3 separate regions of the Homo sapiens genome follow, and all the other regions are linked to region 3. A link is a loop called in an ENCODE intact Hi-C map of the cell type or tissue named here. Cell type or tissue: dorsolateral prefrontal cortex. All regions are shown on one strand. Region 1 overlaps AMBRA1 (autophagy and beclin 1 regulator 1). Region 2 overlaps CKAP5 (cytoskeleton associated protein 5). Region 3 holds the start of CHRM4 (cholinergic receptor muscarinic 4).

What was found. Hi-C counts contacts between places; a loop is a spot of excess contacts. Peaks named below come from ENCODE experiments on the same cell type or tissue, not always from the same donor. Only the 100,000 strongest peaks of a DNase experiment are listed, where the experiment ranks them.
Region 1: it touches region 3 in a loop (5-fold over the local background); 2 of 110 quality-filtered maps call a loop at or near these places.
Region 2: a loop joins it to region 3, with 3 times the contacts of the local background. A loop is called at or near these places in 4 of 110 quality-filtered maps.

Annotation. Positions count from the first base shown.
Region 1 is chr11:46,442,259-46,450,258 of GRCh38, forward strand. It overlaps AMBRA1 (autophagy and beclin 1 regulator 1), which reads right to left. Exons shown (of 18, transcript NM_001387011.1): 12 at 1,230-1,340. Among named protein-coding and RNA genes, the nearest start is that of MIR3160-2, 5.5 kb to the right of the region's middle. RefSeq lists an enhancer at 3,803-4,304. In dorsolateral prefrontal cortex, a CTCF peak has its summit at 4,407 (motif pointing right); no DNase peak of the experiment used is centred here; H3K27ac peaks cover 668 bases.
Region 2 is chr11:46,811,169-46,819,168 of GRCh38, forward strand. It overlaps CKAP5 (cytoskeleton associated protein 5), which reads right to left. Exons shown (of 44, transcript NM_001008938.4): 3 at 7,142-7,335; 4 at 5,030-5,236; 5 at 1-10. Among named protein-coding and RNA genes, the nearest start is that of CKAP5, 31 kb to the right of the region's middle. In dorsolateral prefrontal cortex, no CTCF peak of the experiment used is centred here; no DNase peak of the experiment used is centred here.
Region 3 is chr11:46,386,180-46,394,179 of GRCh38, forward strand. It overlaps CHRM4 (cholinergic receptor muscarinic 4), which reads right to left and starts at 5,597. Exons shown (of 2, transcript NM_000741.5): 1 at 5,352-5,597; 2 at 1-407. The coding sequence starts at 378. RefSeq lists silencers at 3,359-3,418, 3,449-3,658, 5,638-5,727, 5,908-5,957 and enhancers at 3,884-4,489, 4,490-5,093, 6,611-7,385. In dorsolateral prefrontal cortex, CTCF peaks have their summits at 3,396 (motif pointing right), 3,597, 5,806, 6,558 and 1 weaker place; DNase peaks (open chromatin) are centred at 1,963, 3,392, 5,629, 6,522 and 1 weaker place; H3K4me3 peaks cover 4,564 bases; H3K27ac peaks cover 5,291 bases; H3K27me3 peaks cover 3,898 bases.

The DNA of each region.
Region 1 (8,000 bases), 56 kb after region 3:
CAGCCACCCGAGTAGCTGGGAAAACAGGCATGCACCACCACACTCAGCTAATTTTTGTATTTTTAGTAGAGACGAGGTTTCATCATGTTGGCCAGGCTGGTCTTGAACTCCTGGGATCACGTGATCCTCCCAACTCAGCCTCCTAAAGTGCTGAGATTACAGGTGTGAGCTGCTACACCTGGCTGAAAGAATATTTTAACACAAATCTAGCAGTGATGGTCAGGCCACCTTGTCAGTGTGGTCTATCATCAGAAGCAGTCAAGCAGAGGCTGGACCATCCCTCTCAGAAATGTGCAAGAGAGAGCCCTTCACGAGGTAGAAAGTGAAATGAGAGGTTTAAAATGTTGTGATTCCAATAGAACAACTGGGATGTGGACTGCAGACTTCACTAGAAGCAAGGAAACTGAAACAGTCATGTTTGTAAATCAGATATCAACCATACCATTGAGATGAATAAAGATACGAAAACTGGCATATCAGGAAATGCCACAGACATAGAATATCTTAATTATTTTAAGGCAACTGGCAAAGTCTTATAATATCACACAGACAAGATAGAAAAATTTCAGCTTCAGATATGAACAACTAAGCCCTATGGGATTATAGGTGCATGCCATCATGCCTAGCTAGTTTTTGTATTTTTAGTAGAGACAGGGTTTTACCATGTTGGCCAGGCTGGTCTTGAACTCCTGACCTCAAGTGATCCGCCTGCCTTGGCCTCCCAAAGTGCTGGGATTACAGGCGTGAGCCACCGCACCCAGCCTGTAACTCTCAATTAAGCAATTCAGCAAACATGTCTTGCACCCACCCTCAGCAGCAAACAATGTAAGGTACTGAAGTAGACACAAAAACAAAGATTTCTCTGCTCTGAAGAGTTTGTGGACTAGTAGTTCACTGGTCAAAACCTAAAGTTTAGGTGGAACTGAAAAGAAGAGAAAGAGAAGGGAGTGTAGGATCCAAGAGCTAAACCTTGTGACCCTTTTAGGAAAGACTACAGTGATGTTAATTAAACTCGATTAATCCAGATCTTAATAGACTTAAGTGTATGGTATGGTTGATATCTGGTTAATGGACCTGAAAAGAAAGTTACAGAAGAGGTGCAGAAATGGCATGTAGATAACAACTGCTCAATAGGATGATGAAAAACCCAGTGCTCCATGAATTTTTGAGTTCTGGCTCACCAGCAAATATAACCCTTCCACTGATACCCCCATTTGACATTGACTTACCATTACTGATTTCAGGGAGGTCAAACTTAGTGAAGTCCCACCACTGGAGCCGGTAGGTAGTATTGGCAATGTTACTGGCCACAGCAGACTGTCCATCACCGATCACTGCCCCTTATGAGGAAGAAGTCAAAGACAGCACATTATATTATTTATCCACGTTTCCACTGCAAAACATAAAACAATACTGGGATTAGTAGTGGGGAGAGAAGAGGAAAAACTAGACTATGGCTGAAGAAAGCTAATGAGTCCCATCTGGCAAGTCTTTGTCTCAAAGAAAAACCAGGCATGTTTGCCAGGGAACAATTCAATGTGGAAATATAATCCCATTCATCAGTCCTTCCCATTGTTACTTAACATTTACTTAGTGCCAACAACGTGGCAGGTACTGTACATACATGGTCTGGTAGGCTCAACATCTAAAAGAGACAGGTGAATTTTCACAAAAATGTGAGAAAAGAAAAATGAAAAATGGGAAGACACCATTAACACAGAAAAGCCAGCAGCATTTCAGTCCCTGGACATCCTGATAGTAAGCAGCACTCTTTCAGACAAAGTATCTCCTCCTTTATCACTTTCTTCCTAATAGGACATCTCAAAAACAGGCTTCCTCCAGGGAAGAGGCAGCTACTATACAGCTGATTGGATAGAAACAGACAGTAAAAAACAAATAAGGTAATATTCATTCATCTCTTCTGGACCCCTGGCACGTAACACAATAAAAATTTATGAGCCTCACTTTGTAGCATCAGAATATTTTTATTAAGGCCATCTTTTATAATACCTACCCCCTAAGAACCTCCTTGAATCCACATTTGCTTGTAACATCTCCAGGTTTAACTTTCTCTGAGATATATTCTTCTGTATGACATTTTTTTCCTTGGTAACCAATTAAATAAAAAATGGATTTTTTTAACAGGGTGACACTTTAATTTGCAGTTGTATTTCATTTACATGAACATGTCATTTCCTCCTCCTCCTTCTGAGGTGCATTTCATACACAACCACCCTCCTTCTGATCAGACAGAGTCAAACCCTGTTGGAAGAATAGAACATTCTTGTATGCTAGCTAACCTAAATGGTATTCTCAGCTGTAAATCAAAGGCTACTGTGAAAAACTGAACTTGTTAGAGTTTACCAGCCTTGGAAAAATGGACAATTTCATACCCAGATTCTTCAGTATCACCTAGTCTTCCTCCTCTGCACATCACTGCAAAAGCATCTTGTGAACTGTAGTTTTTTTCTTTTAGAGAGCGGCATTTATTGCACTGCTACTCCTGGTGTCCCTTTCTTTCCCCAAATGATCAAGAGATGGTTCAAAGAGAAAACCTTCATAGAAGCCAAGAAATATGAGAAAAGTACTCTCTGCACTCTTCCGGTTGCTGCTGGCCACTGTGTCAGAAGACTGTTTTTCAGCATTAATTTATTGACAGTCTTGTCTTTGTCTCATTTTCAATTTGTAAGGAAAAGTACAAATAACAGTTCATTTCCAAAATGATGATACTTCTAGATCATGCATTCTCAACATGGGAAATATCATCCCCATGGGGGTAAAAATTGGTTCAAAGGGGCAAAAAAAAGAAAAACAAAAAAAAAAAAACAAAAAAAAACTTAGTGTAATCATTTGTTCCCCTCCAAAGCATCAGAGTATATAAATAGATACACATTGTATCTGTGATATTAAAATTTCATGGGAGGAGAGACAAGTAGGGAAAAAATGTCTAAAAAGGTTCCTCAGGAGGACAATAATGGAATAAAGGCTAAAACAAACCGTTCTAGATAAATGAATACCCACAAAACAAGACATCCTTTAAAATCTTGCAAATTCAAAGACATAAGCCCAGTCATGCTCTCCCTGAGACCTGAGAATGACAGCATTTGGGGGTGTGCTGTCAGTGAGTCCACTGACCTCAAATCTCTATTTGAGGTCCCTGTGGCGTATCATAAGATGAGGTAAATATATACCCTTGCTTTAACCTTCACAGAAAATTCCCCTTTAATAATTATATCTGACTTTTGCTGAACCTCTGGGTCATGAGGAGGGTAAGATACCTGAACGACTTTATTAAAAGGAACTTTCTTGATTTTTCTATGCCTCTTTGATAATGAAAATCATTCTTTAGTTACAAGGTCTACCACTTCCCTGGAAGGAATTATTCCATTTCATTCTGATCCAGGCTCAGTTCCACTGAGTTTCCGAATTGTTTCCTGGGCTTGCTTATCAAGATGGTTGACACCCTCCTTTGACCACTAGTCTCTCAAATTAATTTAGCTCCTTATCATTTTCTCCAGCTTTTAACAACCCCAAATGATAGAAGGTAAGTTGATTTTCTCAGTACATGATGAACAAAATGCTAGTTGCTAAGAGAGGGTAGAAAATAAATTGAAAAAACAAACTTCATATTTTAAGAGCTTATTCTGGGGGAAGGGATAAGAACTACAAACAGGAAAACAGTTAAGGAATAATACCAGATGCTTTTTGAGTACTGTGGATCTGCAAATGGGAACACAAATGATTAAGACTCCCAAATCCCGGCTCCAGAGGCATCCTGTACTGTCCATGTCTCAAGAAACATCTTCTGGAGAACAGCTGTGCCATAAAATCAACATGTAGGGTTGCCACTGTGTGGAAGAGACTGGGGAGGTGCTCTCTGCCAATGGTGCCAGGGTGCTGAGGAGGAATGAAGCCTGGCACCAAGGAGAGTCATTTTTTTTGTGTCATATAAACACAGATTAGGGAGCTAAAGATGCCAGCAACAGATTAGAGTACTGTTACCAGGTTCTTTTCTTCAAGAACTGTAGGCCAACTGAGCCTGTCTCTTGGAAACAACAGGAGGAAAAAGCCTGATGTTATTAAAACAACCCCAACCATTTAGTAGGCCTCTGGCCACTAAGATGAAGGCAGGAAATGTGCCAGAGGGGGTTAATGGACTGAGCTAGAAAGTATTTACATACGAGGCACTTAGCCTCAGAAACCAAATCCTGAGAGACTGCTAAGGGATTTCTAAGGTTTCAAGGTTCTCCCATGTAGTAATGACAGAATGGAACAAGCTAGACTCAGAGTTTCTCAACCTCTGCACTACTGAAATTTTAGGACAGATAATTATTTGTGTGAAGAGTCTTGTGCATCGCAGAACATTTAGCATCCCTGGCCTCTACCCACTAGATGCCAGTAGCACCCCACTCCACATAGTTGAGACAACCAAAAATGTCTCCAGACACTGCCGAATGTCCTCTGGGGATAAAAATCATTCCTAGTTGAGAAATGCTAAGCTAGATAAACATATCCTACATTTTAACTCCAGGGTAGGTGCTCTTAGCACCACTACTAGAATGTCTGCTGCTAACAAGTGATGCTGTTATAGTCATGGAAAGAAACTAATCCAAGGCACAGCATTACAACTTCAATTTTCCATATCTGCCAATGGGATCTTACGGCTTGTTTTTTGTTTGTTTTGAGAATACAGGTTTCAGAATCAACTGGACCAGATTTTGACACTTCCTGTCATTATCTACTATAGTGTGACTTTGTATAAATTAATCTCTCTGAACCTCAGTTTCCTTATCTGTAGAAAAGGGTATAATAGTACCTACAACTTACAGGATTGTTGGAAGAACTTACTAAGACAATAAATACAAAGTGGTCGGGCATGGTGGCTCACGCCCATAACCCCAGCACTTTGGGAGGCCAAGGTGGGCAGATCACTTGAGCCCAGGAATTTGTAACCAGCCTGGACAGAGTGAGACTCTTATCGCAAAAAAAAAAAAGGCCACGCGCAGTAGCTCACACCTGTAATCCCAGCACTTTGTGAGGCCAAGGCAGGAGGATCACTTGAGGTCAGGAGTTCGAGACCAGCGTGACCAACATGGTGAAACCCTACCTCTACTAAAAATACAAAAATTAGCCAGGCATAGTGGTGTGTGCCTGTAGTCTCAGTTACTTGGGATGCTGAGGCATGAGAATTGCTTGAACCCAGGAGGAGGAGGTTGCAATGAGATGAGATCGCACCACCACACTGCAGCCTGGGCAACAGAGCAAGATTCTGTCTCAAAAAACCCAAAAACACAAAACACAAAAATTAGCCAGGTGTGGTGGCGTGTACCTGTAGTCCCAGCTACCCAGGAGACTGAGGTGGGATAGCTTGAGTCTGGAAGGTGGAGGTTGCGGTGAGCTGAGACTGCACCACTGCACTACAGCCTGGGTTACAGAGCCAGACCATCTTGTAGATAGATAGATAGATAGATAGATAGATAGATAGATAGATAGATAGATAGATAGATAGATAGATAGATAGTGATGGCAAATACTAAGTGCATAATAAATGGCCTTTAAAATTATGTCTGTCATCTACTCCACTCTCTGTGTGTATTGCATCTACAGTTACAGCCTGGGTGACACAGCCAGACCATCTTGTAAATAAATACATAAATAAATAGTGATGGCAAATACTAAGTGTCTAATAAATGGCCTTTAAAGTTATATCTGTCATCTACTCCAATCTCTGTGTGTATTTCATCTACAGTTACACTACTACTTACATCAGCATCAACAGACAGCTTATAGAGAGATGTCCTTGTGTAAGAGACTGGCCCAAATAGTGTGCCAGGGCCAAGAGAGAGAAGTGTTTAATCTGAAGATTAAAATAAACTGTCTAGGCCCTATACTATTTGGCAACTTTCTCCTTGAAAACAGCCCAGGCCAAGACAGACCACCTTCTGGGCCACAAAACACAATGTAACAAATACAAAAGAAAAGGAATAATACATATTACACTTGCAGACTACAAGAGAACTAAACTAGAAATCCGTAATAAAAAGATAACTGGAAAATCCTATAAAACTGACAGATTAAACAATACATTTCTGAACAACACATGGCTCAAAGAATATGTCTCAAGAGAGATTTAAAAATATTTTGGATTAAATGTAAATGAAAATGAAAACATGACTTCTCAAAATTCGTGAAATGTAGTGAAAGCAGTGCTTAGAGGGAAATTTATAGCATTGAATGCATGTATAAGAAAAGACGAAAGATCTAAAATCTGTAATTTAAGCACCTACCATAAGAAAGAAGAAAAAGAGCAAATTAAACCCAAAGTAAGCAGAAGAAAAACATGAGCAGAAACCAATGAAACTGAAAACAGGAAATCACCTATAGAGAAAAATCAATAAAACCAAAAACTTTGAAAGATCAATAAACAATAAACATCTAGGTAGGCCAACTACGAAAAAAGAGAGAAGATACAAATTACTAATACCAGAAAAGAAAGGGGGGCCATCACTACTGATCCCATGGACACCAAAAGGACAATAAGGGAATACTATGAACAACCGTATGCCTACAAATTTGAAAACCTACATGCAATGGACTAACTTTCCTTGAAAGACACAGTATATTACAATTTACACAAGAGACAAATAATCTAAATAGGCCTATATCTATTAAATTGAAGCAATCATTAATAATCTCCTAAAACAGAAAGAACTGGGCCCAGATGGTTTCACTAAATTCTACCAAACATTTAAGGAAGAAATTGTACCAGTTCTCTAACGTCTCTTCCAGAAAATAGAAATATGAAATACCTGCAACTAACATCATACTCAATGGTGAGGAACTAGATACTTTCCCCCTAAGACCAGGAACAAGGCAAGGAAGCCCCTTCTTACCAATACTTTTCAACATCATATTGGAAGTCCTAGCTAATGCAATCAGAAACCACCCCCCACCGCAAAACAAAGTAAATAAAAGGTATACAGATTGGAAGAAATCTGTTTGTTGCCAGATGACATCACTGTCTAATCCCAAAGAATCAACAAAAAAACTCCAGTAACTATTAAATAATTATAGCAAGGTTTCAAGATACAAGGTCAACTGCTTTCCTATATTGCAGCAATGAACAAATGAATGACTGGAACTTGAAATTAAAAATACACCACCACTTACATTAGCATCAAAAAAATAAACTTAGGTATAAATCTAACAAAATATGTACAAGGTCTATAGGAGGAAAGCTACAAAACTGATGAAAGACATCACAAAGGATAAAACTAAATTAGCGAGATATTCCATGTTCATGAATAGGAAGGCTCAGTACTGTTACAATGTCAATTCTTCTCAGCTGGATCTACAGATTCAACACAATCCCAATCAAAATCCTGAATTATTTTGTGAATATTAACAATCTGATTCTAAAGTTTATATGAAAGGGCAAAAGACCCAGAATAGCCAACACAATATGGAAGGAAAACACAAAATTGGAGGATTGACACAACCCAACTTCAAGACTTAATATAGGCCGGGCGCAGTGGCTCACGCCTGTAATCCCAGCACTTTGGGAGGCCAAGGCAGGTGGATCATGAGGTCAGGAGTTTAAGACCAGCCTGACCAACATAGTGAAATCCCATCTCTACTAAAAATACAAAAATTAGCGGGGCGTGGTGGCGCATATCTGTAATCCCAGCTATTCAGGAGGCTGAAGCAGGAGAATCGCTTGAACACAGTAGGTGGAGCTTGCAGTGAGTCGAGATCACGCCACTGCACTCCAGCCTGGGCAACAGAGCGAGACTGTCTCAAAAAAAAAAAAAAAAACAACTAATGTCCACACAAACACCTACACATGGATATTTATAGCAGCTTTATTTATTTATTCATAATTGTCAAAACTTGGAAGCAACCAAGATGTTCTTCATTTAAGAGATGAATGGATAAACTGTGGCACATCCATACAATGGAATATTATTCATGCTAAAAGAAATGAGCTATCAATCCACAAA
Region 2 (8,000 bases), 420 kb after region 3:
ACCAAATTCACTACAAGTAAAAAATTGGGAAAAAACTGTCAACGTGCAATGCAATTAAATAAAGCATTAGCTTTTCTTCATTCAAACATAGTTCCATATCTACATATTAGAAGAATTATATAAGTTCAGTTTTTTTTAAGGCAACAAAAGAAAAGGAACTCATAACTGCTTACCTACTAAGGTGTTGTTCTTCTAAGAATATTATTTAATGTGTAGGGCCCAAAATAATATTACCATTTTTAAACAAACTTTCTAGGTAAGCAGACTAGGAATAATTAAAACCTATAAAGGATCAACATGTTTAATACCCTTTTTTTTTCTTTTTCAGATGGCATTTTGCTCTTGTTGCCCAGGCTAGAGTGGTATGGCATGATTGCAGCTCACTGCAACCTCTGCCTCCTGAGTTCAGGTGATTCTCCTGTCTCAGTCTCCCAAGTAGCTGGGGTTACAGGCATGCGCCACCACGCCCAGCAAATTTTTGTATTTTTAGTAGAGATGGGGTTTCACTATGTTGGCCAGGCTGGTCTGGAACTCCTGACTTCAGGTGATCCACCCGCCTCAGCCTCCTAAAGTGCTGGATTACAGGCGTGAGCCACCACACCCAGCCTAATACCACAAATATGTATGTATATACATATAAAAGCTTACAAATATAAACTAGTTTATAAATATTTACATGAATGAAATCTACTTTTAATAAACCTTTAATAGCTCCTATAATTAAAGTGATTCATTTACCTAGATAGATCACAAATCTTGGCAATATTTTGTTCCTGACTTTGTGGCTATCACACTATAACTCTGGGCATCTTAAATCTTTCTTTACTTCAGTTTTCTATGGGGAAAATGTTGCATTTTGACTTCTTTCAAAAAGCATATTTGGCCAGGCGCAGTGGCTCACACCTATAATCCCGGCACTTTGGGAGGCTGAGGCAGGTAGATCACCTGGGGTCAGAAGTTCAAGGCCAGCCTGGCCAACATGGTGAAACCCTGTCTCTACAAAAATACAAAAATTAGCCAGGCACGATAGTGGGCGCCTGTAATCCCAGCTACCTGGGAGACTGAGGTGGAAGAATCGCTTGAACCCGGGAGGCAGAGGTTGCAGTGAGCCGAGATCGCGCCACTGCACTCCATCCAGCCTGGGCAACAGAGCAAGGTTCCGTCTCAAAAAAAAAATAAAATTAAAAAAAAGTGTGTTTAACCTTACATATCTGTCATAGATTACATTTTCAAGTTCCCAACTGGCCAATTTTAGCTATCTAATATCACTATTAACATTTGTGAGTATCAGATTCTGGAGCAGGAGAGATTTATTTATGAAAGAACACTGAAATTCTGTATGAGTAGTAGGACCCAAATTATTATTTATCTATTATCTAATGTGCACAAATTTATCTCATGTGAGCAAATGCAACAAAATTACTCAGTAATAGCTACTAGTGTACTCCAACGATTTTTTTTTCTTGGTTTTTGTTTTTACTTTTTTGGAGACAGGGTCTCACTATGTCATCCAGGCTGGAATGCAGTGGTATGATCACAGCTCACTGCAGCCTCGACCTTCCCTGCTCAAGCTATTCTCCAGACTCAGTCCCCCAAGCAGCTGAGACTACAGAGGGGCACCACCATGCCCGGCTAATTTTTTTTTTGTATTTTTTGTAGAGACGGGGTTTCTCCTTGTTGCCCAGGCTGGTCTTGAACTCCTGGGCTCAGGCAATCTGCCTGCCTCAGCCTCCCAACCCAAAGTGCTGGGACAATACAGGCATGAGCCACTGCTCCTGGCCTTAATTATTATTATTATTTTTGAGATAGTGTCTCACTCTGTTAACCAGGCTGGAGTACAGTGACACAATCATAGCTCACAGCAGCCTCACCCCCTGGGCTCAAGTAATCTTCCTGCCTCCTGAGTTGGTGGGACTACAGGCACAATAAAAAAAGAATTTTTAATAAGATACCTGGCTATGTGATATAGTTTAAGTACAAATATCATGAGAATAACCTACATAATCTCTAAGATTTTTTAAAATGCTTTTATATTATTAAAAAAATTACATTTTAACTTGGCTCAGCTGACCTTTAAGATTAAACAAAAAATAAGAAATTATAGTGGCAATAAACCATTTTGTTTTAGGGATATTTAACATGGTGCCTGAAGAACCTAACATTTGAGATTTCTTAAATCTTCCTATATATTATTACTGTTTCATCTGAATCTTTTTTCTCTATCCTGGCCTCCTTCTGTAAGAAAAAAAAGATGGAGCAAGTCCACATGGAAAATAGACACCTTAATAAAATAAAACCTAATTTTGATACTAAACGTATTACTATAGAAAACACAAAAGGGTACTAGAAACCTGTTTTAGGTACCACAAATGTTTCTGGTCACCTGAAGCTCTCACTAACAAAGCTTTAGCAAGCTCTGGAACCCAGGATCAAGCAGTTTGGCCTCAAGGTTCTTGAGGGTCCCAGAGAGCTACCTAGTTAAACTATAGACTCTGAAATGCTTTAGGACAAATAAAGAACCACACAGGGATGGGACTACATAACAACATCTATGAAGAAAACATGAGATATACGTAACTTGTTATTTTCCTACCCTTATTCTCCCAGTTTAGCTAAAAAATGAAATAACCAGAGTACACAGCACTCCAGACTAGAAACTTGTAATTTAAAGGTAGAAGATTATAGGCCAGGTGCGGTTGCTTATGTCTGTAATCCCAGCACTTTGGGAGGCCGAGGTGGGATCACTTGATGCCAGGAGTTCCAGACCAGCCTGACCAACATGGAGAAACCCATCTCTATTAAAGAAAAAAAAAATTAGCTGGGTGTGGTGGTGCTCACCTGTAGTCCCAGCTACTCAGGAGGCTGGAGGCATGAGAATCGCTTGAACCCAGGGGCGGAGGTTGCAGTGAGCTGAGATCGTACCACTGCACTCCAGTCTGGGTGACAGAGCGAGACCTTGTCTCAAAAAAAAAAAAAAAAAAAAAAAAAGATTACAGTATTTTTTAAAATTTAGACATCACTAAGGACACAAAAGATTTATTGATATAAGCATAGTTCTGATAACTAAGATGAGTCACTAAATTTCTAAGATAATAGAATGAGCATACTGTTTACTACTCAGAAAAACATCTGCTTACTATATTGTAATAGGCTAGAAACAAGGAAACTTCATTCACGTAAGAATCTAAGCAAGTCAAATTTTATAAAAGTACATTATGAGCAAAGCAAAAAACAATATTAAAGACCTATAAATCAAAGATCATTCAACAAAATACAAGAGTTTTTATACTTTCACAGAAGATAAACACCAAAGGAAACATTTTTCTCCAAGATGTAGGTCATACACAAAATCATGAGAGGTGAGATGGATGATCTTCATTCCGTGAGGATTTTACTACAGCTGCTTTCTAAAATATCTGATATAGACAGTACTTGGGGACAGGATACCAGATTAGAAGAACTGCCAAGTCTGAACAAACTAGTGATCTGTCTAATTCAGATTTCCATAGCAAATTACATCCACTTGTTCCTGAAAGAGATCCTATTCATGAAAAATTTCATGGCCAAACAAGAAAGTCTAGGGTTGAAAAGAACTTACTACATAAGAGCAAAAGTTACTTTTCTATTTGCTTTCACTGTGCGTCTCTTTAAAGGCATATAGCATTTGCTTCTACTTTACTAAAAAGGCACCTAAATAAAGGTTAGCTTTAGTCCACAAACTTTATCTTTAGCCAACATCTCAAAGTATAGACTTCGAAAGTCTATACTTAAGATAGCAAGAGAAAAAGAGCTGCTTAAATACCCTGAGGAGTAGTTTTCCAACAAAAGGCCAGTACTTTTCTTTTCAGTGCTTTTCCACCAAAAGGCCAATTTTTAAAATGTATTTATTTATTTATTTTTGAGAGGGAGTCTTGCTTTGTCACCCAGGCTGTAGTGCAGTGGCATGATCTTGGGTCACTGCAACCTCTGCCTTCCAGGTTCAAGCAATTCTCCTGCCTCAGCCTTCCGAGTAGCTGGAATTACAGGCATGCGCCACCATGCCCAGCTAATTTTTTCGTATTTTTGGTAGAGACGTTTCACCACATTGGCCAGGCTGGTCTCAAACTCCTGACCTTGTGATCTGCCTGCCTTGGCCTCCCAAAGTGCTAGCATTACAGGAGTGAGCCACTGAGCCTGGCCATATTTATTTATTTTTTAAAGAGACAGGGTCTTGCTCTCTCACCCAGGCTGAATTGCAGTGGCACAATCACAGCTCAGTGCAGCCTAGAACTTCTAGACTCAAGAGATCCTCCCCACCTCAGCTTCTTTATAGTGGCAGGGGTCTTGCCATCTTGCCCAGGCTGGTCTTAAACTCCTGGCCCCAAGTGATCCTCCTAACTCAGCCTTCCAAAGTGCTGGGATTACAGGCATGAGCCACTGCCCCCAACTGAAAAGCCTAATTCTTAATCTGATAACAGGTCAGAAATCTCTATTCATCTTCATTAGAAAGGGATTCAGATAAAATAACTACACAACACACTTGAAGGCTAAAATTAGTCAACATGAAGTGCCACACTTGGGGAATGACTTTCCTTATTCAGGTCACTTTCTTGCTTGTTTTGGCATGCCAAGTCAAATTCTGCAGTTTCCATTTCTGTTTAAACCCGGAATCCAAACTCAATTGAGATACTCTAGTTCAGGGATCCCTAACCCCTGGGCTGTGGCCAGTACAGTGGCCTGTTAGGAACCAGGCACACAACAGGAGGTGAACAGCTACCAAGCGAGAATTACCCCCTGAGCTCTGCCTCCTGCCAGATCAGCAGGGCATTAAGGTTCTCATACGAGTGCAAACCCTACTGTGAACTGCACATGTGAGGGATCTAGAGTGCATGCTCCTTATGAGGTGGAACTGTTTCATCTCAAAACGACCCCCCCATCCCCCCAACACACAATTCTTCCATGGAAAAATTGTCTTCCATGAAACTGGTCCCTGGTGCCAAAAAGGTTGGGGACTGCTGCTCTAGTTAACAAAGCTAAAACAAAGTCTTACCTTAAGGCTTTCCTCAGTGTCTCTATACAGGCCACTATGATCTTGGGATTCTTATTGTCCAAGCCTTTCAGGAGCTCTTCTTGAACAGCCTCTCCTTTCTCAATCTCTATGTACATAAGACAGATCTCTATGCCCAGCTCCTTGGCTTTAGCTTTAGGTTGATTGAACACCTTACTTACAACACCTGACACAACTTCTCCTGTGGTTCTGTAACATATTATAAAGAACAAAAATCCCACTTAAGTAGTAAGAATTGGAAAAAGGTCACGGAAAGGGGGTGTACTAGTACTTTTACAAATGCTAGAAATACAGTAAATGAGTCTTTAATTTTTAAATTTATGTTCAAGAATATTTTAAAAACTTAACGTTAAACATAAAATTTTAAGACATGTCATAGCAGGCATAGTAACAGTTTATAAATGTAGAAAATTCAAACAAAAAATTAAAGATCCCTTGAAATCCCACCACCCAGAGAAAACTACTTTCAACTTTTTGATATCCCTCCTTCCAGACCTTTCTCTAAGTGTGTGTGTATATGGACATACAAATATACTTTACAAAAGTAGGGTTACAGAATGCTTGCTTTCAATTTTTTTTTTTTTTTTTTTTTTTTAAAGAGACAGGGTTGGTCGGGTATGGTGGCTCATGCCTGTAATCCCAGCACTTTGGGAGGCTGAGGCGGGTGGATCACCTGAGGTCAGGAGTTCAAGACCAGCCTGACCAAAATGGAGAAACCTCATCTCTACTAAAAATACAAAATTACTCAGGTGTGGTGGCGCATGCCTGTAATTCCAGCTACTCAGGAGGCTGAGGCAGGAGAATCACTTGAACCTGGGAGGTGGAGGTTGTGGTGAGCCAAGATCGCGCCATTGCACTCCAGCCAGGGCAACAAGTACGAAACTGTGTATCAAAAAGAAAAAAAAAAAAAAAGAGAGAGAGACAGGGTCTTGTGCTGTCACCCAGTTGGAGTGCAGTGGTGGGATTATAGCTCACTGTGACCTCAAACTCCTGGGCTCAAGCGATCTTCCTGCCTCAGCCTCCTGAGTAGCTAGGACTACAGGCACATGCCACTGCATCTGGGCAAAAAAATTTTTTAAGTCGTTTTAAACACTTTTTAGGAAAAGAGAATTTCTTCACAGAGGGAACGGATATGTACCTTTAATAATAAAAGACTACTCTTGACTCCTTAATAAGACTTTACAATAACTTTACTGCTTTGAATCTCCTCTAAATGAAATGAAACCTACACTACCGGGAATCAGAAGAACTGAGTGGGTTGAGATTACATGCAGCATTTATCAAAAAACCGCTTCTAGTATCAGAAGAGAAATTAAAAAGTGATAGTTTTACTAACGGTAAAGGAAACCCAGTGATGCCAGTTAACCAAATTGTCAAATTAATGATGATCTTTATTGGTATAATCTTTGAAGTAAGTCAAGTATATATTTCTTGTGCAATTAAGTCAAGTGTTTCAACTTTTTTTTTTGTATGGAGGGTTCCTTTCAATGACACAGAGACTAGAGTTAGGAAAATCAGGTCTATGAGGTATGGGATAGTAGGATGACTAGAAATCTGTCATTCACAGATCAAGTTAAACTGGCCAGGAGTCACTGAGGTTGTTTAGTAAGCATTACCTCCCCCAAGAAATAAAAATGCCTAATGAACAAAGGGAGAAAGACATGATTCTAACATCACCTATCTAACAACCCTTGTAAAAAATTTAGTTTTCTATAATGCCCAAATGTCTTCAGTGAAATTCTGATAATTCCTTTACTGACAATCTCTCAGTTTCTTTTTGAAGTTACTAAAGACTCTTCCTTTTAGTTTAGAATAATTCCCATACAAAAAGCTTAAAAGGAAAACCACTTGGTCATCAAACCTTAAGGTAAACCCTCAAAATATTATTTCTAATTTACTCCTCTACAGATCTCATGTGCCATTTAGATTTCTGAGAATAAAGACTGAATGAAAAACAAGTATCAAGAAACTACGAAAGTAAGAAAATTCATCTATTCTAAAACTGCTAATAACTAAGGACAGTGATCTACAAACATACATTATGTAACACCAAACAGGGGTTTTTATCAGTAAAGTTGGAAAGAAAGTACTTACTTTCCTGCTACATGGGCATTTTCAACATAAACAAGTGCAGCTTCTAATCCTTTCAATTGAACCACTGCATTGGAATCAGTGACAAATTTTTTGATCAATCCTAAAAATTTGGACCACTCTGGGCTCTTTTCATCCTTTATTTTCTGGAAGATCTTCAGGGCCTCTTCATACCCACTTAACCTTGCTTTCCACAGCTAAAAGAAAAGTAGTATTTTGAAACAAAACATAATTTAATGATATTATCATCTACTATTAATCTGGGGGGGGAGGGTGTGAGAATAGAAATGAATATCCTATGTCAGGTAATGTAAACAAAGGACCCCATGACTAGAAATGAAAAAAGAGTTTAAGAAATTGGCAGTTTTCAAAAAAGATTAGCTAATAAACTTCTTACAAGTGTTTAGTGTTTATGATACTCTGCCATTCATAATAGGCCATTATAAATGAATCTCACATTGTATCTAAGAATTATTACTTCTTTATAATATTGTATTAAAGATGTGATAACTCAAACATGAGAAATCACCCTGATGAAACTGCCCCGTCTCCAAAGTATATGCTGTTTTTTGGTTCTATTTTTGTATAATCATTAGGTAGCTTTATATTACACTGTATATTAATTTCAGCTAGTAGATTCCGGACATTTTTACTGAGGTATTCTTTTTTCATTAATTTATTCAACAGGTGTTTAATAAATAAAAATCAATTCAGCTCTGGCCCTTGTGGAGCTTACACTCCAGCAGGAGGGGACATTAAGCTATAATACAAATAAATTTAAAATTAACAAAGCATTAAGTACTACAAAGGAGAAGCAACTTGGTGCTATGAAAGTATATATTATAAAAGGCTTTGTCTTAGT
Region 3 (8,000 bases):
GATGATGAGAAGGTTCATGACGGAGGCGTTGCTCACCACGTAGTCCAGGGCCAGCCACAGGTCGCAGACCACGGCGCCCAGGGGCCAGTAGCCCTTGATGATGTACACGGTGTAGAGGTTCATGGAGAAGGCGCCTATGATGAGATCAGCACACGCCAGGCTGAAGAGGAAGTAGTTGTTGACTGTCTGCAGCTGCCTGTTGACCTTGATGGACAGCATCACCAGGATGTTGCCCACGACAGTCACCAGGCTCAGGGAGCCTGTCACTGTGGCAATGAAGACCATTTCCACCGTCTCATAGCGATTGTGGGATGATGACGTGACCAGGCGCACGGACTGATTGCCCGAGCTGCCATTGACAGGTGTGAAGTTGGCCATGTTGGTTGCCAGGGGTGGGTAGGCCGTGTCTGGGGAGGAAGGGGAGAGAAAAGCATGAACTACAGGAGGGAATGGGGGAGTCATCTGGAGGTACACTGGATTCAAGGTGACAGAGGGACATTCTCTGGCAGAATGCCTTGAGAGAACTCTGTCCCGCCATCCCGCATTTGCCCATTCATTCAACATTAATTGAGCACCTACTATGTGGCAAGCATTGCTCAGGGTGCTGTGGCTACAGAAGTGAATAAGACACACATGGCCCCCTGCCTCATGGGGGGAGACATGCAAACACGTGAGCCACAAAAGAAAAAAAAGGCAGGGTGATGAGAGAGTGAGTCAGAAGGCAGGACAGGCATGACTCCTTGCTAGGTGGCCTCACCCACCAGGTCATCTGGGTGATGAGGAGCCAGCCACAGGAGGAGCTGTGGAGAGTGGCCCTGCCAGGGGCAGTAGCCACAGCAAAGGCCTGGAGGCAGCGCAAGGCCTGGACAGAGGCCAGTGCTGGGGGAGCTCAGGGAAGCAAGAGGAGGAGGAGAGTGGTCCCAGAGGCCCACGAGCATGTGGGCTCTGGAGGGAGGTGTTCTGTTCATCCATTTACCCATTCGGTCATTTCTTAACACCTGCTCTCCAACCCCTGTAGAAGACACTGGGACAAAGGCAATAATCGGGGTATGTATGAGCACCTAACACTGATGGTCTACTAAGTGCCAAGCACTTTTGACACTTAAAAAAAGTGTCTATTTATTTATCTATTTATTTGTAGAGACAGGGTCTTGGTATGTTGTCCAGGCTGGTCTAGAACTCTTGAGCTCAAGCCATCCTCTCACCTCCTGAGTAGCTGGGACTCCAGGCGCCATCATGCCTGGCAACATTTTTTATAGTGTTAACTCATTTCATCCTCATAACAAACCTATGAGGTAGATACCATTTTTTCTCTACTACTTACAGATGGGGAAACTGAGGCACGGAGCTGTTAAAAGCCTGACCAAGGTTTCACGGCTTCTTGCACTATGTTGCTGGTGGGATTAAGTGCGGGGTGAGGTGGTGAGAGGAAGGCAGTCCCGTAACTTAAGAGCTCTGGCTGAAGGAGGCCAAAGAGCTCCAGGAGCCAGAAGGCTTTGCAGGGGACCAGAGGCGGTGCATGGAGCTGGGCACCCCAGAGAGGAGGAGAGTCCCTGCAGAAGGGGCTTCAGGAGGTACCTGCAACTGTCACATCCCCTTCAAGGAGTCCTCAGCTCCAGCCACAGGGCATGCAGCTGGGAGGGAGGCAGTGCAGGGGTCACTAGGTTGTCAGAGAACCCTGAGGCCCAACTGGGGACCCGTGAGGTGAAAGAATTGTCCCAGAGGGAAGAGAAGGGCTGCCAGGGCCGCCTCTCCCCTCCACAGTCCACTCCGCACACCGGGCGGCGCCCTAGCTGGAGTCCCCACCACAGGCCCTTCCCTGAGCCTGCCCTCCCTCCCACCAGGCTCCTCTTAGCTCTCCTCCCCCTCTTCCTCTTCCCTCCATGTGAGGGAGGCCCACGCCAGCTCTGAGTGCCAGGGCAGCCGCTCAGCCCAGCCTCCTTCACACCCGCCAACACACACACCGCTCCACAGACGCACGCGGGCCCATCACAGCCACGCCAGCCCAGCAGGCATGGTCGGATACGCAGTTCTGTGCGTCTGTGTGTGAGAGGAAGAGAGGGCGCGGCAGCCGGCTGTGGAGGAAGGAGCACTAACCCGCAGCCTGGGCTCTGGCTCTGTGGCCTGAGACGATCCACTGCCCCTTCCTGCACCTCTTTCTCATTTGCAGAATAGAGAGGATCCTGTCCTGGGACATCCTCCCCAGCAGCTATAGGGATTGGCACCTAAACTTGATCTCTATACATAAACACAAAAATGTACTGCAGGCTGGGGCCAAGGGCCAGGGTAACTGCCCCAAGTCTGACCCCAGCCCTTCTATTCCACCGTCGCAGATACAGACCCAGCCTCCTAGCCTGATAGTTCAAGTTCTCCTGTTCTAAATCCTTGGTTCGTAGGAGGAGAGGCTGAGAGCAAGTGTTGTCACCCCCAAGGTCACACAACGAGTCAAGGGCAAAGACCACATACTGCCCTCTCTTGGGGTCCCTGACAACCCCATTTGGCTCTGAGAGCCTCTGAAATAGAAGCTCAGGTGTCACTCTCTGAGCTGTCCCCTCCAGCACCAGGAGGCTGCCCTCCCCCAATCACTCACGTGGAGGAGGGGACAGGGCAGGCAGGAGTAATCAGTCAGCCAGCCCCAAGGAAACTCACTTCAGCCTCCCAAGGCAGGATACAGGGCAGCAGGATGATAACAAACGGGGCTAGAAGTGCAGAATGTGAAAACATAATAGCTCTTGTTTATTGAGTGTTAACTGCGTGTCAGGAACCCCTCTGAGCTTTTAATATAGATTATCTGGTTTAATCCTTACAACAGCCTGAAAAGGCAGGTATTATTAGTGTCCTCATCTTACAGATGTAAATATCCTCTTATAGATGAGGATAATGTTAATCAACTGGCCCAAAGTCACCAGGTTAGGAAGTACGGGTGGGGGCAGAAGAACCCGGGAAGCTCCTTCTTAAAGTCCAAGGTGCTACTGCTCAGAGTTGACCTCCTGCCTCTGCTCCCCTCGACCCGAAAACCACACAACTGAGGGACTGTCCAGGTGAGGCTTGGGTAGGGTCCCCTCACATTCCTGCTGGCTTCTCGACTTAGCTTTCCCAGAAGACAAGCGATGTCTTGTCTTCTCCCAGATCCTGGCGGCTGGGCTGAGCCGGGACCACTGGATGGCCGGTGATTAAGTCCTGCTCTTGGCCCGCGTGAGGGAGCTGCCAGGTGCTGACAGGGCGAGGCTCAGGGTCTCCCCGACTCCGCCCCGCCCCAGCTGTCGTCGTTTTGGACACCTCGGGGTCACCCGCAGACATTCCGACCCCCTCTGGCGCCTTCCCTGGAATCCAGATACGCCTGGCATCTGGGGAGCGAGCCGCCGCCGCCGGGGCTGTGCGCACCGCTAGATGGCAATGTCGGTCCCTGGTGCCCGCTCCGGACCTAGACCGTGCGGCCGCCGTTGGCCACCGCCCCCAACTCCAATGCGACTGCGAACCCAGAGGAGCCCTCAGGCACAGCCTCCCGGGGAAGTGACGCGGGGTCCCCTCGCCAGGCCCCGTCGGACGCCGCCCCAGAGCTGCCCTCGGCTCCGCGCGGGGTTCTCGGGTGGGAAAGTTGAGGGAGCCCGGATTCCACCCGGCACCCTGCGAGGAACGTGTGGGCGGGAGCGCGAGTGCGAGTTCTGTTTGTGTGTGCCTACGGGGGAGCGCGAGTAGACGCTAGTAGCTGTATGCATGTGCGTGTGTGTGCGCACGGCCACGCCTGGATACCAGTCCGCCCGTGAGAGCGCGTGAGCATGCCGCGCCGTGTGCACACGTGCATGTGCATGCGTGTGCGTGCCTAGGGTGCTGTGGCCGGGAGGATGCACACGGTTCGGGTGCCTCTACACCTGTGGACTTGCATGCACAAGCAAATGCAGGGCCGAGAGTGGGTGACCGGTCACATTCCAAACGCCCCTGCCGGAGACTCAGCCAGACCTTAGCTGTCCGCCTGAGCGCGTAGAGGGTCGGGCCAGGAGCCTGCATCGGGATTGCACCTGGCCTGTGGGTGAAGGGTTGTGCGGGCGAGGAGGCCAGACTACTAGGGGCTGCCTGCGACGGGCCACCTAACTTTGGGACGCCGTCTTAGCCCGGTGCCCAGAGGTGTCCAAGTCCTTAAAGATGTGGCAGAGTCCTAGCCTCTGACTGACATCTGTCGAGGGGCCTCTGCGAGAGTCGCCCAACCTGGCCTTGAGGGACACCAGGCACGCTCAGCTCTAATAACTCCCCTAAGAGGCGTTATTGCCAAAAGCCGCCCATTCTCGCGGCGAGAGGGCATCCGCAGTGCACCCACAAGGCGGAGGCCCGGACAGAGCTCGGGTCAGGCGAGTGCAAGACTCTTGTCCTCCTTCTCTCCTCACCCTGCACCCTACCCCAGAGGCACTGTCTAGCCCCTGTGACCAAAGTGGGGACCCAGTTTCTCACGCTAGGGTCGGGCGGGCCTCGAGGGCCGTGTTTTCCTAGGCCATCTGGAGGCTCCTCCATGTCTCCGCCGTGGTCGAAGGAGCCCTGGCTCTCGGGTGCCCCGCCCTCCCTCCAAGCCCCTAGCACGCAGTTCCTGCAGCCTCTGGGCGTGGGCACTGTGTTTCCCGAGTCCTCGACACCCCTCTTCCCCGGGCGAGACCGGAGGGGGTGCTCCGCACGCCCGTGGGGTGGTTTGGGGTGTAGGTCTTCGGTTCTTGGGCATTCACTCCATGGCTCTGGGAAGGCTGTGGCCCCTGGATCTGTCCCTGGGGCGGGAGAGGAGACTCCAGAGTCCAAGGGAGGGAGAGGCGAAGATTTGGCACCGACATTGTGCCCAACACTTCCGTTGCGGGGCCGGAGGAGGGGGCCTGGAGCTGGAGGACCCCGGCTTGGAGGCTGGGCAGCAAAGGGGGGTAGTACCGGAGCGGGGGAGGGGTGTCGGGGAGGGCAGGGGTGTTTTCCGTCGGGGCTCAAGGTCGTAGATGGAGGACTCCAGGGGCCGGAGTGGGCTGGCAGCGCGGGGGCAAAGGGGTGGAGGGAGAGGGAGGGCGGGGAGACGGCGGGAAAAGGGCTCTTTGGGGCTTCAGCGCCCGGCGCCCTGCTGAGCCGCCAGTGGGAGGGCTGGAGTACAGGGTCCCACCCCCGACGGCTGCCCCTGGCTCCGTGGGGTCTGTGGGCGGGCAATCCCCCGCCCCCGACATCCTGGATGCCCACCCCTTCCCACGGGCGCACCCGGGCGCACCTGGAGAAGCCTCCGAGAGCCCCCGGCCTTGCTTCCAGCGGGGTCCCCCAGCCCCGGCCCACTGCCGCTCCCGGCCCGCGCTCGCCCCGGAGGGGGTCTGGCGCCCTGTCCCAGTCGAACCCACCTCTGGGGAGCCTCAGAGCGTCCCGGGGACCTGCTTCCTGCTCTTCCCGGCGAGCCCCCCGCCCCCGCGCCGCCGCGGAGCCACTTACCCGCCGCCTCTGCCCAGCTCCCCTCGCGCCAGACAGACGGCGGGACGGACGCGCGGCCCCGCGGGCCGGCGGGGCGGGCGGCCGGGCCGAGGGCCGGGGGCGGGGACGGGGTGTCGAGGGGCGGCCCCTGCTCCGCCCGCAGCTCCCGGCGCTGTGGCTCCGACTCGCGCTCACGCTCGCACTTTTCCCCGAGCCGCGTGATGTCACGAGGAAGCAGCCAATCGTGGCGGGGCCGCGCCGCCCGCCCCGGGCCGGTCACCCGGCGGCGACGCGCGGGGGTCAACACCCGAGGCGTCGGAGACCCCGGCGGTCCGCGCCCCTCTCGGGGGCTGGCCGGCAGCTCCCTGCTTGGGCACAGAGGGCGCCGCCCACGGCCAGCGACGCAGGGGAGCAGGGGGCGCTGCCCTCCGGGGGGTGGGGGTGTCCGCGTTGTCATGGGGACGCGGCGCCCCCTCGCGGGCTGGGGAAGGAGCTGGCAGCTGGGTCCGGCCGCGCTCCCGCCTCCGCCCTGACCATACTCCCGGGACCCTGAGCTATTTTCGCGCCTCTCCGGGACCTCAGCGCCCTGCGTGGCCCCGCTGGCGGTTTGGCCGCGAGGCGCGGGAGTCTGACCCCAGCGGGAGGCTGCGGGTGGGTGGGGCGGGCTGCGCCGCCAGGGATCCGTCGGGGTCGAGGGCCGGGAGCTCCAGCCGCGCCGCTGCGTGCCGGCCGGGCCGCCCGCGAGGAGGGGCGCCGTCGGGGCCTGGGGAAGCGCAGGAGCGGGTGGACTGGAGAGGTTCGGCCGGGGAGAGAAGAGCCCACCGCGGACCACTCGCCCGCACCCGCTCGGCTGCCTGCTCAGCGTTCCGGGCCGGGGAAGGGGCGCGCCCCTGCTCTCCCAGCCCTGGGATGGGACGCGCCGCCAGTCCAGGCGCAGCCTGGACCGCCAGTTCACCGCCGCCTGTGAGGGACAGTCGGTTGCCCAAGGTCGCCGGGGCCGGAGCCCGGGACAAGATCCCGGAGAGCGGGCAGCCAATCTCAGAGGTCGCTGGGAACCGCACGGGCCGTAGCCTCAGGACTCCGGGCCTCGCCCAGGCTGGGCGGACCTTGGGGCGGCTTCAGCACCTCGGAGAGCTCCCCGCGCCCTGGCCCAGCAGCCTCGCCTGCCTGATTCCGCTCCAGCGCTTGTCTCCCTCCGAGAGCGCCCTTCCGGGGGACCGCCGGGGTCGGACGCTCCCCACTGCGCCCAGGACCGAGGCCTGTAACCCCAAATTCTGATCGCAAACATTTGATTAAGCTTAAGACGTCTGATTTCTTCTCTCGGGGAAACAACTCAAGACCCTCCCCCGAGGGCCGGAGGTGGTGAGGGCGATTGCGGGGGCGGCGGTGGAGGAGAGGCAGGAGCCTCTTGGCAGAGAATGGGAGGGAACTCGAGTAGAAGCCAGCGCTGCGGGGCTCTTGGTGTGGGGTTCTCCGCGCGGAACCCGGAAGTGGAGTTCGGGTCCCCAGAGCTCGCGAGCGCGACGGCTGGGGTTGGTCGGAATTGGGAACTTCAGGGCTGGGGTTGGTTGGCTAGAGTAGGAAGCCATCTTCTGTTGTTACATGAATGATCGGGTCTCCCAAGACCTCATAACTGGGGGTGAAAGAAGCACTACTCTTCTTGCCCCACTTCACAAATAAGGAAAGTTGGTTCATAAGACCCTAAGACGGCACTCCTGCACTTCTTCCACTTTGCCATATCCTTCCCAGGGCACAGAAGAGTGTGATACTCCTAAGAGGAGGTGGGGGTTGTGGAGGAGGAAGGCAGATAGATCCTTAAAACAGTCAGATGAGAAAACAAGCAAGGCCAAGGGCGGGAGGCTGCATACACAAGACACGCCTCCAGCTACTGACCCCAGCTCTTCCAGAAGCTGGCAGGCAAAGTCACTTTAATTTCTCCACAATCCCTGTTATGAAGGGCTTTTGACCTCTCTCAATCTCCCAACCCCAAGAACCCACGGTGGAACCCTGGAGAGCTGAATTGGGAACAAGGGGACTTGGTGGTTTCTCTGCTCTGCTTTTGATGCCACTAGGTCAGCAGACAAGTAACAGAATTTCTCTGAACCTATTTCCTCATCTCCAAAAGGGACTGCCCCTATCTTTGCCCTGGTGACCCCACAACCTTGTGACGTGTAAGGGGCCTGCAAAGGTTTTACTACCAGAGAGGCTCTGTCATTGGGCAAGGGCTTTCTAAGGAAAGGGGCTGGTGTGGGGACAGAGAGGTGTTGACAAGGGCCTCCAATGGGGGGTGGGGAGGTTGGGGAGGGTGGCTGGCACCATCCAGAGACAGCAGAGACAAGGCCTGGCAGGTCCAAATTTGGACCACCTTGGCCGGATGGTGGCTCACGCCCACAAACCCAGCATTTTGGGAGGCCGAGACAGGCAGATCACTTGAGGTCAGGAGTTTGAGACCAGCCTGGTTAACATGGTGACACCCCATCCCTACTAAAAATACAAACAAAATTAGCTGGGTGTGGTGGCACACACCTGTAATCCCAGTTACTCAGGAGGCTGAGGCAGGAGAATTGCTTAAACCTGGGAGG